2 separate regions of the Homo sapiens genome follow, and region 2 is linked to region 1. Evidence: chromatin contacts called from ENCODE Hi-C or POLR2A ChIA-PET data. All regions are on one chromosome and are shown on one strand. The core of a region is the stretch at or near the end of the contact, and the rest is flanking DNA. Distances in the headings are between cores, read along the strand shown. Region 1 overlaps CDK19 (cyclin dependent kinase 19). Region 2 has its middle 12 kb from the start of SNORA40C.

Region 1 (6,801 bases), core at 3,022-5,521:
CCATATGCATTAACTCCCAAATGTTTACCTCTAGTCCACCCATCTCCCCTGAACACCAGCTATGTGTATCCAGCTGCCTCAAGAGCTCCATTTGAATGTCTAAAAGCCAAAACTGAGGTTGCGCTCTCTACCTCCACTACCCTCTATTCCAGTACCTCCAGTACCTCTATTCCCACTGCTCTTCCCTCGCCTCAGTTAATAGCAACTCCATCATTGCAGTTATTCAGGCAAAAACCTCATCTACTTTAACTCTTTTCCCAAATATCTCCTCCTCAGTGAGTCTTCCCTAGCCTTTCTATTTAAAATCGCAACCACCATTCTGCACTTTATCTTTCTGCAAGTACTAACACTTTCAAACATACCATAACTCTATATCCCTTATCTACAATTCTAAAGAAACTGTAGAAAATCAAAAGCTTTCTAGTAACTCAGGTAGAAAAATTATTTGTAATTCAATAGAAAAAAATGCATTGTTAGGGGCACATCCTTTCAGTTACCTGATTCTGATTCTAGAGAAGCTATTTTACAACTCTGTACATTACACATAACTGATAACGATGCAGAATAATTCTCAACTATAAGCATACAAATTATGTGCTGTCCGGTAGAGGTTCACTGACTTCCCTCCCCAATAGTGGAAGAAGCTGGTTTTGCCTCAATTTGCATATCCATTTCAATATTCCTGATCTGTACACGTACCTGTTTTAAAGTTTCTCCTTTGAATGGGCTATAATACCAGCTTGGTTCCTTCATTCAAAAAGTTAAATAAGCTGGATGTAGTGGCTCACACTTGTAATTCCAGCACTTTGGGAGGCCAAGGCAGGAGGACCACTCAAGGCCAGGAGTTTGAGACTAGTCTGGTCACACAGCAAGAGCCCTATCTCTACAAAAAAATAAATTAAATTAAATTATCCAGGCATGGTGGTGCAGGCCTGTAGTCCCAGCTACTAGGGAGGCTGAGGTACGAGGACTGCTTGAGCCCACGAGTTCAAGGCTGCAGTGAGTTATGATCGTACCACTGCCCTCCAGCCTGGGTGACAGAGTGAGACCCTGTCTCTAAAAAAAAAAAAAAGTCCAGGTACAGTGGCTCATGCCTGTAATCCCAGCACTTGGGGAGGCCAAAGAGGGCAGATCACCTGAGGTCAGGAGTTTGAGACCAGACTGGCCAACATGGTGAAACACCATCTCTACTAAAATACAAAAATTAGCCAGGCGTGGTGGTGGGTGCCTATAATCCTAGCTACTCAGGAGGCCGAGGCAGGAGAATCCCTTGAACCTGGGAGGCGGAGGTTGCAGTGAGCCAAGATCACACCATTGCACTCCAGCCTGAGCAACAAGAGCAAAACTGTCTCTAAAAACATAAAAAATTTTTTTAAAAAAAGAAAGTTAAATAAAATCATTAAAATGTGTTCATCTTATACCTGTATAACAGTCATAATTTTACCTTTTTTGAAAACAATCATTTAATACTCATTGTACAGAAATATGTCACTTAAACTGACAAGAAGCTGTTTATTGTCTGACATGAAGCTATTAAATGGACATGAAACTGTTTATATGTTATTTATTGTCTGTCTCTCTCCACTAACATATAAGCTCCATGAAGGCAAAGGTATTTGTTGACTTTATATCTCCAATGCATAAAATGGTACCTAGCACATAATAAGCATTCAATAAATATTTGTCAAATAAATTAAATCTACTCAACCGGTTCTTACTCACAAAATAACCAGTAATGGCCTGTAACCTAATAAAACTTTGCTACCCTTTCATAAGTTATTCTTTTTCAAAAGGTGTTTTAAATGATTTTGTTTTCAACAAATTGAATAGACAATATCTAAAATAATTATTCCAGGGACGCTAAGCCTCCACAAGCTCCATTTACTTTAGGCTTAAAAAGGAAGACTTCTTTAAATTAGCACCTACTCTACCAGAAGAATAAGAGTGCTGGCTTGAGGTAAAGAGCAGCAACACAGCTCTGAATATCTCAGGATGGGATCTTTAACCTGGTGTATAATTCGAAGAGCAAAGGAGTGCTATGAGGGTATTTCCTGAAAGGGCTGTGAGCACAATAAGTGCTACAAAATCCTAAAGAAAATAACACAAAGGAACAGGGGACACAGGGGAACACAAGTGAAGCAGATATTAACCTTATTAGTAGTTATGTCCAAGGCCAGTTTACTAAGAAAATGCTAGGCTCTAGATAAACATCACACAAGAGTGTATTCACTACCTCTGTTTACTGAAAAAAACAAAGAAGTTAACTTTCCTACTGTTGTTTACTGAAAGAAACAAATGAACAACAACAGTAAACAACCTAAATGTTCAATAATAAGAAAACTGATAAGTAAATTATGGTAAATAGCCACATATTGTAGCCTCAAATATATATACTAAAATATTTTAATTACTCGAGGAAAGACTATAACGTTGTGATATAATGTAAAAGGACCACAGGCTGGGTGCAGTGGCTCACACCTGTTATCCCAGCACTTTGGGAGGCCGAGGTGGACAGATCACTTGAAGCCAGGAGTTCGAGGCCAGCCTGGACAACATGGCAAAACCCCGTCCCTACTAAAAATACAAAAATTAGCCACGTGTGGTGGTATATGCCTGTAATCCCAGCTACTCAGGAGGCTGAGGCAGGAGAATCACTTGAACCTGGGAAGCAGAAGTTGCAGTGAGCAGAGATCGTCCCACTGCACTCCAGCCTGGGCAACAGAGTGAGACTCTGTCTCAAAATAAATAAATAAATAAAATAAAATAAAATATAAAGAGATATAAATAACAGAAAATGGGCTGGGCGTGGTGGCTCACACCTGTAATGCCAGCAGTCTGGGAGGCCGAAGCAGGCAGATCACTTGATGTCTTGAGATCAGGAGTTCACGACTGGCCTGGCCAACACGATGAAACCCCGTCTCTACTAAAAATACAAAAATCAGCCGAGCGTGGTACCGCATGCCTGTAGTCCCAGCTACTCGAGAGACTAAGGCAGGACAATCGCTTGAACCCGGGAGACAGAGGTTGCAGTGAGCCAAGATCGCACCACTGCACTTCAGCCTGGGCACCAGAGTGAGACTCTGTCTCAAAAAAACAAAAAACAAACAGAAATATGCCAAAACATTAACAATAGTTATTTCTGGGTGTGAGATTATGCATAATTTATATTTCTATTTTTTCTATTTTACAAGTTTTCTTCAATGAGCATTACTCTTATAATTTAAAAACAAATACATACACACACCAGAAGACAGAACTTTCCAGAAATCCACCTACCAAAATAAGACACTATCATACTATCTCAGCTTCTTTTTACATGGTTATCTGAGAAGGGACACAGTGAAAGGAGATGGCCATACTTGTACTTTCCCCATCTCTTGGCAAAATCAGATTTTACCAACGGACTTTAATCTCTTGTCTAACAAATGTTTGTTCAACATGACATCATACAACTACAAATACGTGTAATCATACTTAAACAGCAATTAAGTAGACCATTATTTTCCTGTGTCTCATATTATATGATAACATCTTCCATGCCAGATACTCACAGCATAGTAACATGATCCCACTGGAGCCTAATGAAGAATGTTCAATGAACATGCCAATATTTTATCTGAGCTCCTTTCAAAGCATGTAAGTAGCTATTTTTAAAGTGTCCACTTTTCACTGTCCTAAATGTAAAATAATCTACAGTTAGAATTCTAAACTTTCTCTAGATCCTGACTCAATTTAGAGAGTCTGTACTAGACTAAAAATTCCAGAATCCATTCGTATTTTTATGTATACATCTTTCTTCCCTTTTCACTTTCTGTTCTCCAAGTCTATGATGCCCTCATGGGTCCCTGACTCCTTTTTCAAGGGCATTCTGAATGGAAAGATCCTCTTATACTTCAATTACTCACTTATCTCAAAGTAAATCCAATTTTCTATTCTTTTTTGATCTCTTTTAAGTAACAGTGTGATTCATTTGACCATCAATCTTTCCCCTCAGTGAGAACAGTATCACCGACTTTATTTTAGAAAGCACTGAGTATCATTTTTTAAAATGTCTTAACACCTCTTTCCCCTTCCCAAAGAACTGAAGGTAAATGAAGTAGGGTGTTTTATGGCAAATAGGAGATTTGCCTAATTCCAAAATGTTCCAATACTCCTAAAACTGTAAATTAAGAATTAGTATTTGAAAGTTGACACTTTCACACCTACGACAGGCCTTTTGGAAGCTGCTCTTTATAAACACATGAGATTCATCATAACCTTCCAGCAGGTGGCACTCATACTCTGAAAAGGGGTCTGTACAGACTAACACAGCTCTGGTTCAAGGTGGCCCTAAATCTTCTGCTTCATTTTACTTCAGTGACACTTCCTGGTTACCAGTCATAAGCTCCAGGGAGGTCAATGTTCCCCTTTGCCACCCAGTTGAAATGACAGTGAGGCAGTAAGTAAAATGCAAAAAATATAGGTTTTAGAATCAGAGGCTGAGTTTGAATCCTGTCTTACTAGCAGCAGTTAAGACATAAGGCAAGTTGCTTAACTCTTCTGAATCTCATAGAAGAATAAGATGTCTACTTACAAACATAAACAGTTTCCACAAAGAATAAATTAATATAAATAGATTAAATACACAGCACAGTGGGCCAGGCACGGTGGCTCACACCTCTAATCCTGGCACTCTGGGAGGCCAAGGCAGGTGGATCACCTGAGGTCAGGAGTTCGAGACCAGCCTGGCCAATATGGTGAAACCCAATCTCTACTAAAAATACAAAAATTAGCCAGGCATGGTGGTGGGCGCCTGTAGTCCCAGCTACTCGGGAGGCTGAGGCAGGAGAATCACTTGAACCCAGGAGGCGGAGGTTGCAGTGAGTCAAGATGGTGCCACTGCACTCCAGCCTGGGCAACAGAGCAAGACTGTCTCCAAAAAAAAAAAAAAAAAAAAAAAGTACATAGCACGATGCTTGGAACGAATTAAGCATTTGACAAATTATAGCTTTTATTATCATTTTTAACCACCACTATTTGCAAGAATGTTATGAAGAGTAAATCGGATAATCCAGGTAGAATGCCTGGCATTGTTCTTGATAAACAGTGGCTGTTGTCATTGTTGTACTTAAGTGAAAATTTCAATGCTAACCACTCCGGTTAGCTTTGACATCAGAGATACTTAGAGAGTGAGGCTGAGTTGGAAAATGCCACAGCATTTCCTTGCCAAAGTCCATGAAACACCCACTTAGTAGTTTCTATAATAATAAAATGGCTATATGAAAGTTATTTCCTTTCCCATTTTTCAACAATCTGGTTTCATTTTCTCTCTGACTTTTAAATTCTGCATGTACTTGGTCTAAGAGAGATATCTGAAACCAAGTAAGCTTTGCGATAAATAAGAAATTCACATCTCCTTGACTATGAGAGCATACCTATTCTTTTTTAGTATAAGTATTTAATCTTTTTTTTTTTTTTTTTTGGAGACAGAGTCTCACTCTGTTGCCAGGCTGGAGTACAGTGGCGTGATCTCAGCTCACTGCAACCTCCACTTCCCGGGTTGAAGTGATTCTCCTGCCTCAGCCTCCCGAGTAGCTGGGATCACAGACACATGCCACCATGTCTAGCTCATTTTTTGTATTTTTTTTTTTTTTAGTGGAGATGGGGTTTCACCTTGGCCAGGCTAGTCTCAAATTCCTGACCTCAGGTGATCCACCTGCCTCAGCCTCCCAAAGTGCCGAGAATACAGGCATGAGCCACCATGCCCAGCCTTAATCTTTTATTAACATATCCCATGAGAAAATTGGATATACTTCTTATAAATCAAGGGCACTCTGAATATACACAATTTAAATATGAAAAATGAAACAGATACAAACTAAAACAAAGAGTTTACAAAGTAAAATCTTAATTACCTGGAATTCTGAGGGGTATTCTAACTCATTTACTGATTCATTAAGTAAACTTTTGCTTGCAACCCTCCTTGTCAAAAACCTTCCTACCTTGACAGTTAAACAAAATGAAATTTGCATTTGACTCTATGTAGTCTTCTTTATTTATTTTTGTTGTTGTTGTTGATTTTGCATTGCTATAAGACCCTAGGCAGTCTTTCAGTCCCTTGGGATTTCGATAATCAACTACTAACAAATGTTTATGTCCTTCTTATTTATCCTTTTCTCTCCTTGAAATAGAATGGTGGGGTGGGGGGTGGGGAATAAGGGGTGGGGGACGTGGGTGAAACTAACCTAAAATTCCTTATTTAGATTCTGGCTTAAAAGAAAAAAGTATCGACTTATTCTCCAAATTCTGTCCCTAGTTTTCTTGTCCTTCTCCATTCCACAGTTTTTCTTAACATCTTACCCATGGACCTGAGCTTTAGCTGCTCCTTCTATGGAGAATCCCAAATCTCAATCTCTAGCCCTAATGTCACTCCTAAACTGACATCAATTTCCCAAGATGCATCATACAATACAACCAAGAGAATATCCCACTGTAACTCAAAATCCACAGATCCAAAACTGAGTATCACTTGCCCAACTTTACCTCCTAGTGTGTTTACTATACCTGCAATGATGCCAACATTTCCCAATCATCAAGGCAGGCTGAAAACCTTATCATCAGCCAGGCACAGTGGCTCACACCTGTAATCCCAGCACTTTGGGAGGCTGAGGCAGGTGGATCACCTGAGGTCAGGAGTTAGAGACCAGGCTGGCCAACATGGCGAAACCCCATCTCTACTAAAAATACAAAAATTACCAGGCATGGTGGCTTGTGCCTGTAGTCCCAGCTACCCAAGAGGCTGAGGCAGGAGAATCTCTTGAA
Region 2 (6,801 bases), core at 1,349-3,848, 180 kb after region 1:
GTTTATTAAAAATTTGAGTGGTCTGGCCAGGTACAGTGGCTCACGTCTGTAATCCTAGCACTTTGGGAGGCCAAGGCAGGTGGATCATTTGAGGTCAGGAGTTCAAGACCAGCCTGGCCAATATGGAGAAACCCCATCTCTACTAAAAATACAAAAATTAGTTGGGTGTAGTGGCGGGCACCTGTAATCCCAGCTACTCGGGAGGCTGAGGCAGGATAATCACTTGAACCTGGGAGGCGGAGGTTGCGGGGAGCACAGATTGTTGCCACTGCACTTCAGCCTGGGCAACAAAGAGAGACTCTGTCTCAAAAAAATAAATAAATAACCAACTAAAACCTATGTCCAGATAACAGAATAGCTTTTGTTCTTCAGCTCCACATAAAAATATCACTATAGCCGGGCACAGTGACTCATGCCTGTAATCCCAACACTTTGGGAGGCCAAGGGGGCGGATCACCTGAGGTTGGGAGTTCTAGACCAGCCTGACCAATATGAATAAAGCCCGTCTCTACTAAAAATACAAAATTAGCTGGGCGTGGTGGTGCATGCCTATAATCCCAGCTACTCGGGAGGTTGAGGCAGGAGAATCGCTTGAACCTGGGGAGGTGGAGATTGTGGAGAGCCGAGATTGTGCCATTGCACTCCAGCCTGGGCAACAAGTGAAACTCTGTCTCAAAAAAAAAGTTATATATATATAGATGGTATATATATATAATATGGTATATATATATAGATGGTATATATATATATGGTATATATATAGGTGGTATATATATAGATGGTATATATATATAGATGGTATATATATATACAGATGGCATATATATATATACAGATGGCATATATATAGATGGTATATATATAGATGGTGTGTATATATATATATAGATGGTATATATATATAGATGGTGTGTATATATATATATATAGATGGTATATATATATAGATGGTATATATATACATATATATCACTATAGATTGATTGATTGAATTAGAGACAGGGTCTCGCTCTGTCACCCAGGCTGGAATGCAGTAGACTGATCATAGCTTACTATAGCCTAGAACTTCTGAACTCAAGCTGTCCTTCCCCCTCAGCTTCCCAAGTAGCTGGGACTACAGGCGCTTGCCACCAGGCCCCAATAACTTATTATTTTTTTTTCTTTTTGGTAGAGACATGGTTTTGCTATGTTGCCCAGGCTGGTCTCAAACTCCTGGACTCGAGTGATCCTCCCATCTTGGCCTCCCAACGTGCTGGGATTACAACTGTGAGCCACCATGCCCAGACCACATAAAAATATCCCTAGAGGAGTGCGTCCCAGCCCCGCGCCTGCCAGGCCGTCTGTTTCGTCCCATCCCATCCTGCCGCAGCGCGCGCCAGCCATGAGCTCCACGCAGTTCAACAAGGACCCCTCGTACGGGCTGTCAGCCGAGATCAAGAACCGGCTCCTGTGCAAATATGACCCCCAGAAGGAGGTAGAGCTCCGCAGCTGGATCGAGGGACTCACCAGCCTCTCCATCGGCCCCGACTTCCAGAAGGGCCTGAAGGACGGGATTAGTTTATGGACACTCATGAACAAGCTACAGCCGGGCTCAGTCCTCAAGATCAACCGTTCCATGCAGAACTGGCACCAACTAGAAAACCTCTCCAATTTCATCAAGGCCATGGTCAGCTACGGCATGAACACCGTGGACCTGTTCGATGCCAACGACCTGTTTGAGAGTGGGAACATGACGCAGCTGCAGGTGTCTCTTCTCGCCCTGGTGAGTAAGGCCAGGACTAAGGGGCTGCAGAGCGGGGTGGACATCGGCCTTAAGTACTCGGAGAAGCAGGAGCCGAACTTCGACGACGCCACCATGAAGGCTGGCCAGTGCACCATCGGGCTGCAGATGGGCACCAACAAATGCACCAGCCAGTCGGGCATGACCGCGTACAGCACAAGGAGGCATCTCTACGACCCCAAGAACCACATCCTGCCCCCCATGGACAACTTAACCATCAGCCTCCAGATGGGTACAAACAAGTGTGCCAGCCAGGTGGGCATGACGGCTCCGGGACCCGGTTGACACCAAGCTGGGAACCGACAAGTGTGACAACTCCTCCATGTCGCTGCAGATGGGCTACACGCAGGGCGCCAAGCAAAGCGGCCAGGTCTTTGGCCTGGGCCGGCAGATACATGACCCCAAGTTCTGCCCAGAAGGCACAGTGGCCGACAGGGCTCCCTCGGGCGCGCAGGCTCGGGGGAGGTCCCTGAATATCCCCCTTACTACCAGGAGGAGGCTGGCTACTGAGGCTCCCAGCACGCTCTCTCCCCATATCATCTCCCCGTCTGAGTTTCTGGGTTTTTCTGTGTTTTCATCTTTTTTTTTCTTAACCTGTTCAGTGCTGCCAATCAACCCAGGGTCTGTGAGTGGCGGTGTGGGATCAGGGAGGTCTTTCTTCCCCCTTGCCTTGGTCCTTCGCAGGACTGAGCCACCAGGCTGTGGGGTAAGGGGTCAAAGCCGTATCCCCATACGTGTAGGGTAAAGGTCCCTGCTGGCACGTCCAGGCTGTGGGCCGAGCAGTGCTGGGGAGAAGAGACCTGGGCTTGGAGGGACCCAGTCCCCGAAGGTTTCCGGTTCCCTTGTCTCTTCCCCATTGTGTCAGCCAATCAGTTTGTGGTTTCTGTACCCGCAAAAGTTTCAGGAAGTATTAACAAAAGAAAAATACTTTTTTTTTTCCCCGAGGAATGGGGCGGGGACAGTGGAGAGGGTGCTGGGAAATGAGTGCCCTGGGAAAGGGGGCCTGGCCACAATGCTAAATATCTCAGGCTCCCAAGTGGCTGCATTTCCCTAGAACCAACAGACCTCAGACCCTCAGACCTGCCCTGGGGCCCGGTGAGGAAAGTGAGGCCCGTAGAAGGAAGTGGAATTCTGCGTTGTTGGGGCTAAGCCTGACTCCTTCTCCATGCTAACCACCCCCTCCACTGTGGCCTCAGTAGGTTTTGTTGTTGTTGATGTTGTTGTTGTTGTTGCCCAGGCTGGAGTGCAGTGGTGCGATCTTGGCTCACTGCACCTCCACCTCCCTGGCTCAAGTGATTCTCCTGCTTCAGCCTCCCAAGTAGCTGGGACTATAGGTGCTCCACCACGCCTGGCTAATTTTTGTATTTTTATTAGAGATGGGGTTTCACCATGTTGGCCAGGCTGGTCTCAAACTCCCGGCCTCAGGTGATCCGCCCACCTTGGCCTCCCCAAGTGCTGGAATTACAGGCATGAGCCACCATGCCCAGCCCCTCAGTAGGTTTTAAGGAGCCTCCAGCCCTCCTTCTCCCCTTCTGGGCCTGACCAGTTATACTGCTCCGTCTCCCCTGGCCACACGCCCCACCGAGTACTGCACAGGGACCCCCACCCAGGGGCCCTACCCCATGAGATAATGTGAAATACGACTGTGGACCAAACGCAGTAAAACCTCTGTTGGTAAGAAGAAAAAGATATATATATATCCTGAGAAATAATATATTTATACTCATAGTTTATTGTTCCAATTATTCCAGCTTTTATCTTTCTCAAATAAGAAGAGTGCAGAATAAGCCATAAACAGAAGTTAAACAATTCTTTAATATTTTCATTCTATTGCCCTAATTATAATACCATTCTATGTGATTAAAAAAAAACACACACATACTGGGCAAGGTGACTCATGCCTGTAATCCCTGCACTTTGGGAGGCCAAGGTGGGAGGATCACCTGAGGTCAGGAGTTCGCGACCAACCTGCCCAACATGGTGAAACCCCGTCTCTACTAAAAATACAAAAATGAGCCAGGCTTGGTGGCATGTGCCCGTAAGTCCCAGCTATTTGGGAGGCTGAGGTAGTAGAATCCCTTGAACACGGGAGGTGGAGGTTGCAGTGAGCCAAGATCATGCCACTGCACTCCATCCTGGGTGACAGAGCGAGACTCCATCTCAGAAAAAAAACAAAAACAAAACAAAACACCCACCCACACACACACACACACACACACACACACACACACACAGAGAGAGAGAACAATCACATTTTACTTCTGATTTTTAAATTTGTGGTGATCCCTTGCTTTTATTAATTGGCTGGTCGGGTACAGTGGCTCAGGCCTGTAATCTCAGCACTTTGGGAGGTCAAGGCGGGTGGATCACTTGAGGTCAGGAGTTCATGCAACATGGTGAAACCCAGTCTCTACACAAAACACAAAAATTAGCCAGATGGGCTGGGCACGCTGGCTCACTCCTGTAATCCCAGCACTTTGGGAGGCCAAGGTGGGCGGATCACGAGGTCAGGAGATCGAGACCATCCTGGCTAACATGGTGAAACCTTGTCTCTACTATAAACACAAAAAATTAGCCGGGCGTAGTGGCGGGCGCCTGTAGTCCCAGCTACTCGGGAGGCTGAGGCAGGAGAATGGCATGAACCCGGGAGGCAGAGCTTGCAGTGAGCCGAGATCATGCCACTGCACTCCAGCCTGGGTGACAGAGTGAGACTCCGTCTCAAAAAAAAAAAAAAAAATTAGCCAGATGTAGTGGCGTGTGCCTGTGGTCCCAGCTACTCAGGAGGCTGAGGTGGGAGGATCACTTGAACCCAGGAGGCAGAGGTTGCACTGAGCCGAGATCATGCCACTGCACTCCAGCCTGGGCAACAGAGTGAGACTCCATCTCAAAAAATAAAATAATAAAATAAAATACGATAAAATAGGCCAGGCACGGTGGCTCATGCCTGTAATCCCAGCACTTTGGGGGGCCAAAGTGGATGGATCACCTGAGGTGAGGAGCTCGAGACCAGCCTGGCCAACATAGTGAAACCCCATCTTTACTAAAAATACAAAAACTAACCAGGCGTGGTGGTACATGCCTGTGATCCCAGCTACTCAGGAGGCTGAGGCAGGAGAATTGCTTGAACCTGGGAGGCTGAGGTTGCAGTGAGCCAAGATTGCGCCACTGCACTCCAGCCACTTGCTCTTGCAACAGAGCAAGACTCCATCACACACACAAAAAAAAGATTAAATAAAACAAAATGAAAAATAAAGTAATAATTTTTACTCAAAATGTTAAAGGTGTTGCTCCATTGTCTTTAATCTTCCAATGTTGCTGTTGAGAAGTTCAATGCATTCTGATTCTTTGTTCTTTGATTGTGACCTATTAAAGATTTAAAATCTTTTTTTTTTTTTTTTTCGAGATGGAGTCTCACTTTGTTACCCCGGCTGGAGTGCAGTAGCGTGATCTTGGCTCACTGCAACCTCCACCTCCCAGGTTCAAGTGATTCTCCCAGGAGTAGCTGAGACTACAGGCAGGTGCCACCATACTTCGCTAATTTTTTTATTATATTGTAGAGATAGAGTCTCATTATGTTGCCCAGTCTCCAATTTTTAAAAAATCTCAGCAATCCTAGCTTTAATTTCCTAGCATTCTTTTTTGTTCTCTGAATTCTCCTTATTCATAGTATTCTGGTTTTGTGTGATTGTTCTGTTTTTTTTTTTTTTTTAATGGATAGAGTGCTTTCTCTTATTTGTATGGGGTATAATGATGGTCTTTTATCCTTGGAAGTTTCCTTCTACTTCCTGCATTATTTCTGTTTCCTCTGGTTTCCTTTTTTGCCTATTTACTTATTTTTTTTTTTTTTGAGACAGAGTTTTGCTTTGTTGCCCAGATTGGAGTGCAGTGTTGAGATCTGAGCTCACTGCAACCTCTACCTCCTGGGTTCAAGCAATTCTTATGCCTCAGCCTCCCAAGTAGCTGGGATTACCAGCTCGCATCACCACGCCTGGCTAATTTTTGTATTTTTAGTAGAGATGGTGAGGTTTCACCAAGTTGGCCAGCCTGGTCTTGAACACCTGGCCTCAAGTGATCTGCCTGCCTCGGCCTCCCAAACTGCTCGGATTACAGGCGTGAGCCACTGCACTCGGCCTATTTACTTTGATTTATCTTTCTCTCTCTTTAATGTTGAAGGCTCTCCTCAAATATCTGACATTAGTATTTAAGCTTGAAGCATTACAAACTGATTGCAGACTCTTGGCTTGTGGACTTGTGGTCCTCACGATAGGAAAACCAAGTTCAGTTTTTTGTTTGTTTGTTTTTGTTTGTTTTTGTTTGTTTGTTTTTAGACATAGTCTCACTCTGTCACCCAGGCTGGAGTGCAGTGGCGTGATCTCGGCTCACTGCAAGCTCTGCCTCCCGTGTTCACGCCATTCTCCTGCCTCAGCCTCCCAAGTAGCTGGGACTACAGGCACCCACCACCACGCCCGGCTAATTTTTTTGTATTTTTAGTAGAGACGGGGTTTCACTATGTTAGCCAGGATGATCTCGATCTCCTGATCTCGTGATCCGCCCGCCTCGGCCTCCCAAAGTGCTGGGATTACAGGCATGAGCCACCACGCCTGGCCCCCAAGTTCGTTTTTTTAAGTTGGAATGAGTCTCGATTGTAGATACATGTCTTTTACTTAGGGCTACTTCACTTCTACAAAGTAGAAGCTTCCTAACTCTGGGAAACATAAACCTGATTCTGCTTGCTTTTTTTTTTTTTTTTTAGACAGAGTCTCGCTCTGTCTCCCAGGCAGGAGTGAAGAGGCACAATCTCAGCTCATTACAACCTCCACCTCCTGGGCTCAAGCAATTCTCCTGTCTCAGCCTCCTGAGTATCTGGGATCACAGGCGTCTGCCACCACACCTGGCTAATTTTTGTATTTTTAGTAGAGACGGGGTTTCACCATATTGGCCAGGCTGGTCTTGAACGCCTGACCTCAGGTGATCCATCCGCCTCGGCCTTCCAAAGTGCTGGGATTACAGGCATGAGCCAC

The links. Hi-C counts contacts between places; a loop is a spot of excess contacts on that map. ChIA-PET counts read pairs that join two places held with the same protein, here RNA polymerase II (POLR2A). Pooled maps may share reads with other maps.
Region 2: a pooled map shows a loop between it and region 1 (2.5-fold over the local background). The contact joins two enhancer-like sites. A Hi-C loop is called at or near these places in 1 of 168 maps with a recorded cell type or tissue (endothelial cell of hepatic sinusoid) and 1 of 50 pooled maps. POLR2A ChIA-PET finds 5 or more read pairs at or near these places in 4 of 52 experiments (Panc1, WTC11 and activated CD4-positive, alpha-beta T cell).

What each region holds. Positions count from the first base shown.
Region 1 is chr6:110,678,259-110,685,059 of GRCh38, forward strand. All of the region lies in intron 2 of CDK19 (cyclin dependent kinase 19), which reads right to left. Among named protein-coding and RNA genes, the nearest start is that of CDK19, 130 kb to the right of the region's middle. Within about 2 kb of position 4,272, at least 7 of the 41 ENCODE cell types and tissues checked have a DNase peak (open chromatin) inside an H3K27ac peak, as active enhancers do.
Region 2 is chr6:110,856,858-110,863,658 of GRCh38, forward strand. It overlaps a transcript of AMD1 not described here and the pseudogene CNN2P9. Among named protein-coding and RNA genes, the nearest start is that of SNORA40C, 12 kb to the left of the region's middle. Within about 2 kb of position 2,599, at least 6 of the 41 ENCODE cell types and tissues checked have a DNase peak (open chromatin) inside an H3K27ac peak, as active enhancers do.